2 separate regions of the Homo sapiens genome follow, and region 1 is linked to region 2. The links are chromatin loops, found by intact Hi-C in ENCODE. Cell type or tissue: ascending aorta. All regions are shown on one strand. Each heading gives the region's core, and the rest is flanking DNA. Links, peaks and the distances in the headings are about the cores only.

The links. Peaks named below come from ENCODE experiments on the same cell type or tissue, not always from the same donor. Only the 100,000 strongest peaks of a DNase experiment are listed, where the experiment ranks them.
Region 1: a loop joins it to region 2, with 3 times the contacts of the local background. A loop is called at or near these places in 2 of 110 quality-filtered maps.

What each region holds. Positions count from the first base shown.
Region 1 is chr1:31,835,927-31,838,848 of GRCh38, forward strand. No RefSeq gene overlaps it. Among named protein-coding and RNA genes, the nearest start is that of SPOCD1, 21 kb to the left of the region's middle. RefSeq lists a silencer at 2,406-2,589. In ascending aorta, for the core only: no CTCF peak of the experiment used is centred there; no DNase peak of the experiment used is centred there.
Region 2 is chr1:31,916,082-31,919,003 of GRCh38, forward strand. It overlaps PTP4A2 (protein tyrosine phosphatase 4A2), which reads right to left. Exons shown (of 6, transcript NM_080391.4): 2 at 2,889-2,922. Among named protein-coding and RNA genes, the nearest start is that of PTP4A2, 21 kb to the right of the region's middle. In ascending aorta, for the core only: no CTCF peak of the experiment used is centred there; no DNase peak of the experiment used is centred there.

The sequences.
Region 1 (2,922 bases), core at 295-2,794, 80 kb before region 2:
CCAGCTACTGGGGAGGATCGTTTGAACCCAGGAATTCAAGGCTGCAGTGAGCTATGATCACGCCACTGCACTCCAGTCTGGGCAACAGAGCAAGACCTCTCTAAAAACGAAAAGAAAACACACACACACACACACACACACACACACACACACACACACACACAAAAGGAAATGCTGAAAGGATTGCTTTCTTTTCCACAATAAGTAAAAATCCTCCAGAAAACAAGAGGAAAGGAAAGGGAACCAATACTTGTGTGTTTATTGTGTGCTAAGCATTTTACATGTATTCTTTCTTTTAATTTTATTTATTCATTTTTTGAGACAGAGTCTCACAGACAGGAATTTTTTAAATTGTTGAGCAGCAGTGAAAGATAAATGGTCAGTACAGCTTCCTTCCTGTGTCCCTCAATTAGACTGTAAACTCCAGGTAGGCAGGTACCTTGAATATCTTGTTCATCACTGTATCTCCAGCACCTAACATGGAGCCTGTGATGAAGAAACAGATAAAGGAAACGTAAACAATAATAGAACCACCTCAACTTTGAGGCTTCTGGCCAGCTTACCATCTCTCAAGGGGCTACGTCTCCAAACCTTTGGAAGAGCTCTTCCTTATTCATGGAATGTCCGTTCCTCCACACCCCCTTGCCTGATGGTGAAGTTGTCTCTGTCTTTCTATTCTCAGCTTTGACTCACCTCCTCCTGGAGGGTTTCCTTGATGTACACCTCCATGCCTATCACCTCTGTTGGCATCACCACCACATCCTTGCCCTAACAGCTAGTTTTGTATGGTAGTTAAGAAGGCAAGCTCTGAAGTCCAACTGCCTGATTTCGAATACTGGCTTCAGCTCTTATTGGCTGTTGGTGCTTAGGTAAGTCGTGTGGCCATTCTGAGGATCATTCTCCTCGTCTGTAAAATGGGGCTAAAAATAGTAGCTAAATCACAGGATTGTTGTGGTTTTAAATGAGATAGTATATGCAAGTTCTTAGAATGGGGCCCGGTACAGAGAGAGAGGGAGCGTGCAAACAACCTCTGCTGCTGTTGCAATTCTTTACTCTTCTAGAACTTAGCAGGGCAATATTGTAATTGTTTTCCAGTTTGTATTCCCAACTTAACTGAGGCCTTCTGGAGTCAGGAACTGGAGTGTCCTTTACTCCCATACCTCTTCATGCACCTGCCATCCAGATCAGATGTTCACATAATATTTGTTGTATAAACTCAAAGAAATCACAAATGCAAAGATGGAAAGATAAAACGTTTAGGGTGTGTATAATAGAAAAATAACTAAAACTAAAATGTCACCTGGGAGTGGGGAAAATGGAAAATGGCTAATAGCTACGTGGTGTAAAGATTTTATACACATCAATAAAAAATATCTGAGTTGCTAAGACAGATGGGTACAAAGGTCATGAGCAGGCAATTTAAGTAACTAAATAGAAATAGTAAGTAAAATATGGAAGAATACTCAGTCTTCCACAAATGAGCTACAAATGATAGCAACAGTATCATAGAATGCAGAATTAAATATAGAACCATCCATAACTGAGAAATGTCCAATGGCAGAAGAATGGTTACATAAATAATGATATATTGGCTCAATGGCATGGTGTTCCACCATAAAATAATTATGAAAATGTTGAAACGAGTGTTTATGACATAGAAAGTTTGCAAGCAGATTGCAGAACTAAACTTAAAGCATCATCACCGTGTGCGAAATGTTCATCTGGACTTGATCGAAGCTTGGCAGAGAATATAAGAAAATGAACACAGTTGCCTTGATAAAAGAGAGAAACCTTACTGAGTGCCCCCATAGCCCTGACTCCATGCCCAGGGCTTATACACATACGATCTCACTGAATCCTCCAGTTCTCCCCAGCTCCCTGTGAGCTAAGAGTCATTCCCCTTTACAGGTAAGGCAGCTAAGGCAAAGAGAAGGGCAAGAAAACCTGCCTGAGGTGGTGCAGGCAGTAATTAGCAGAGAGGCGTGCCAACCCTGGTGTGTTGGACTCCATGTTCGGTGCTCTTTCCAACTCATCAGATGTGTAAGATGGATGTGATCCAATAGTTTTATTTCTCTTTAAACATTGCCTTTAGTGCTGTTTAAATGTCACTTGCGCAATTAAAACACAATTAAAAGAAAAACCAAAGCTGTCTCAGGAAGGCAGCTTAGTCTCTGTTCCTCCAGAGAGCTCCATGGACCAGAACCCCACCCTGCTCCTGGTCGACACTCATGGTTTTGCCCAAACAATCCCAGGACACAGCCCTGCTGAATTTTCTGTCCCTCTTCATTGGATTTAAAGCCCACAGGAGGCATCTGGCATTTCCTCCACCCCTCTCACCAAGACTCTCCTTTCATTTGAAGGTGCCCAGGAACTCTAGTTACCCGTGTCATGGGGACCCCAGTACTATTGTCAGTATTTCAGAAAGCCAAATAGAAATTGTGCTATCATCCTAACAAGGCCTTGTGGGCTGACAGAGTGCCCCTACTGTCCATCCTTGGATGAAAATGTGTGCTGACCCTGTGCGCCAGGAAAAAACGTACAGAATCCCAGGTTGCTGAGTTTAGGGGAGTCAGGGAGGTCTCCCTGGGGAGTGGACTTTTCCAGCTGAGATCTGGAGGGTGAGTAGGAGTCAGCCAGGCGAAGAACAGAAGAAAGAGGCTCACTCTGTTGTCCAGGCTGAAGTTCAGTGGCACAATCATAGCTCATCATAACCTTGAAGTCAAACCAAAAGTAACATAAAAGAGAACGCACTGATGCAACACGTAAGATAGAAATGAAGAAAGAAAAATTAAATGAGAAAAAAATTTTAAAGTTTAAATGATAAGAGAGAAAATGTGAGACCCTGTCTCTAAAAACAATAAAATAGGCCGAGCACAGTGGCTCACACTTGTAATCCCAGTACTTTGGGAGGCAGAGGCGGGC
Region 2 (2,922 bases), core at 115-2,614:
ACGCCTATAATCCCAGCACTTTGGGAGGCCTGAGGCGGGCATATCACAAGGTAAGGAGTTCGAGACCAGCCTGACCAACATAGTGAAACCCCGTCTCTATTAAAAATACAAAGATCAGCTGAGTGTGGTGGTGCGGGCCTGTAATCCCAGCTACTCAGGAGGCTGAGGCAGGAGAATCGCTTGAACCCAGGAGGCAGATATTGCAGTGAGCCGAGATCGTGCCACTGCACTCCAGCCTGGGCGACAGAGCGAGACTCCGTCTCCAAAAAAAAAAAAAAAAAAAAAAAAAAAGAAATCTACTATTATAAATTAAAACAATGAGATATCATTTTTAGACAAAGATCAGAATTGTTCTCACTGTGGTTATATATTCAATGGACACTCATGAAATCTCAGTGGCAGTGTGAGACTCACCTTTCTAAAGGGCAGTTTGGTAGCATAACGTGAAAACTTACACAAAAGTTCACATACACTGCAACCTAAAAATTCTACTTCTGGGAGTTTATACAAAAGAAATAATTAAAGACATATACAAATATTTAGGTAACAGCACATTCACCACAAACTGGAATGGTGAAAAATTAGAAACCACATTAATGGTCCAAAAATAAGGGAATGATTAAAGAAGTATGGCACATCCATATAGTGAACACTATGACAGCTATAAAAACAATACCAAGGAAGATGGGGAAAGATTTTAAAAAATATATAGTGTGATCCTATCTGTATGTGTATTTATGAATACACACAGATATATGCAGAGAAAAACATCTAGAAGCCAGTTATTAACAATTAAATGTTGTTAAATTCTTTTTGCTTATCTGTATCTTTATATTTTTATGAAATAAACATGCTTTTTTTAAAGAAATAAAATTCTGAAATTAAGAAAAAAAGTGGTATATTAAAAAGACAGCTAATGCAGTTATAGCCAGAAGCCTTGCTCCTTTAAAACTCTCCCTACGGTGAATCCCTAACCCAGTGACTACCTATCTTCAAGGGGCTACCAATATCTTTTTTATAGTTGCAGGAGGACAGTGGCCTGTGCCACTTCTGGAGACTATGGCCAAGGAATCCACAGGTTGAAAATAGTACCACATAATTCAGCCAGGCTTAAAGGTGACTGAACAATCTGAGGGCATACAGGCGTAGAATCAACTTGTACGCTGTGTATACAAAGTTAAGAAGCTCAGGGAATTATAAGTATAAATAAGCAGGCACAGTGATATCCTATAAGAAGGGTCCATCATTTAGTTATCTAAAGTGTAAAATTATTTTAATTGCTAAAGGACTTCATTTTTCACAAAAAGGCCTTCTTATAATACAGACTCAAGAAAGGTAGAAGTATTGTCAGGAATTTTAAAAATGTTTCAAAATACAAATAAAATCCCATTAAAATAAACTCTGTAATAGCCATTCATTGAAAAGTTGCGATAAAATTTTTTATGGTATTTGTGACCTTAAGCAAGTCAAATCCTCTTTTGGTCTCAGTTTTCCCATCTATAAAATGAAAATCACTAAGAGTTCACCCACCTTTCTAACTCTACTCCATAAATACAGCAAGAAAAATCATTTAAACTCAACAACCCAAGAATGATTAAAAAGCTTATGTTCTGGTCAGGCACAGTGGCTCACGCCTGTAATCCCAGCATTTTGGGAGGCCGAGGAAGGCGGATCACGAGGTCAAGAGATCAAGACCATCCTGGCCAACACGGTGAAACTTCGTCTCTACTAAAAATACAAAAATTAGCTGGGTGTGGTGGCGCGCGCCTGTAGTCCCAGCTACTTGGGAGCTGAGGCAGGAGAATCGCTTAAACCTGGGAGGTGCAGGTTGCAGTGAGCCAAGATCGTGCCACTGCACTCCGTCTCAAAAAAAAAAAAAAAAAAAAGGGCTGGGCACGGTGGCTCATGCCTGTAATCCCAGCACTTTGGGAGGCCGAGGTGACAGATCACAAGGTCAGGAGATCAAGACCATCCTGGCTAACATGGTGAAATCCCGTCTCTACTAGAAATACAAAAAATTAGCCGGGAGTGGTGGCAGGTGCCTGTAGTCCCAGCTATCAGGGAGGCTGAGGCAGGAGAATGGCGTGAACCCGGGAGGGGGAACTTGCAGTGAGCCGAGATAGTGCCACTGCACTCCAGCCTGGCGAAGAGCGAGACTCCATCTCCCAAAAAAAAAAAAAAACTTATGTTCAAATGCTTGCTCAAAGAAGTACAAAGAGTTTTTTCTCCTACCAATAGAAAAAATATTAAGGATCTGACATAAAAATACTACCTCTACCACCTTTCCTTCACCCAAGTTTCTGGACCCTTGTATACGATTATTACAACGAAGTAGTCTGGGGGTGCCTTTTCATCAAAGGTGGTTAGAATATCTGAAGTACATACAGAATGGTTTTTAGTGTCAGACACCTAGGCAAGTACATTAGTTCCACCACATACTATGTGCCATTAGGCAAATTACTAAATGGCTCTGAACCTGTTTCCTCATTGGTAAGAGGGAAATAATGGTAGCTACACCTCATAGGGTTTTTGTATTTGTGACCTTAAGCACAAACACTGCTCGTTGCATAATGTGTAACATTGTTTGTTATAATGCTAAGTGCATATCGTGGTCAATAAATGTTAATTATCATTACTGAATGTTTGACCAAAAAAACCTGTCAATAAATGTAGAAAGAACACAGAGAAAACAGTACTAGATATCTCTACAGTCCCCAAATTTCACAAAATGTTCTTGAAAAAATCTGCTGTAACTAACCCAACCCAATTCAAACCAGGATTGGCAGGATGACTCCAAATACAGAATAAATGGCTTTGTGCTAAGAGAATTTTTTAATGGGATTTTACCTAGAAATCAATCCAAAAAGTAGACCATGCCACAATCTTACCTCTGTGAACTTGTTGAGAGTAGCATTGGTAGGG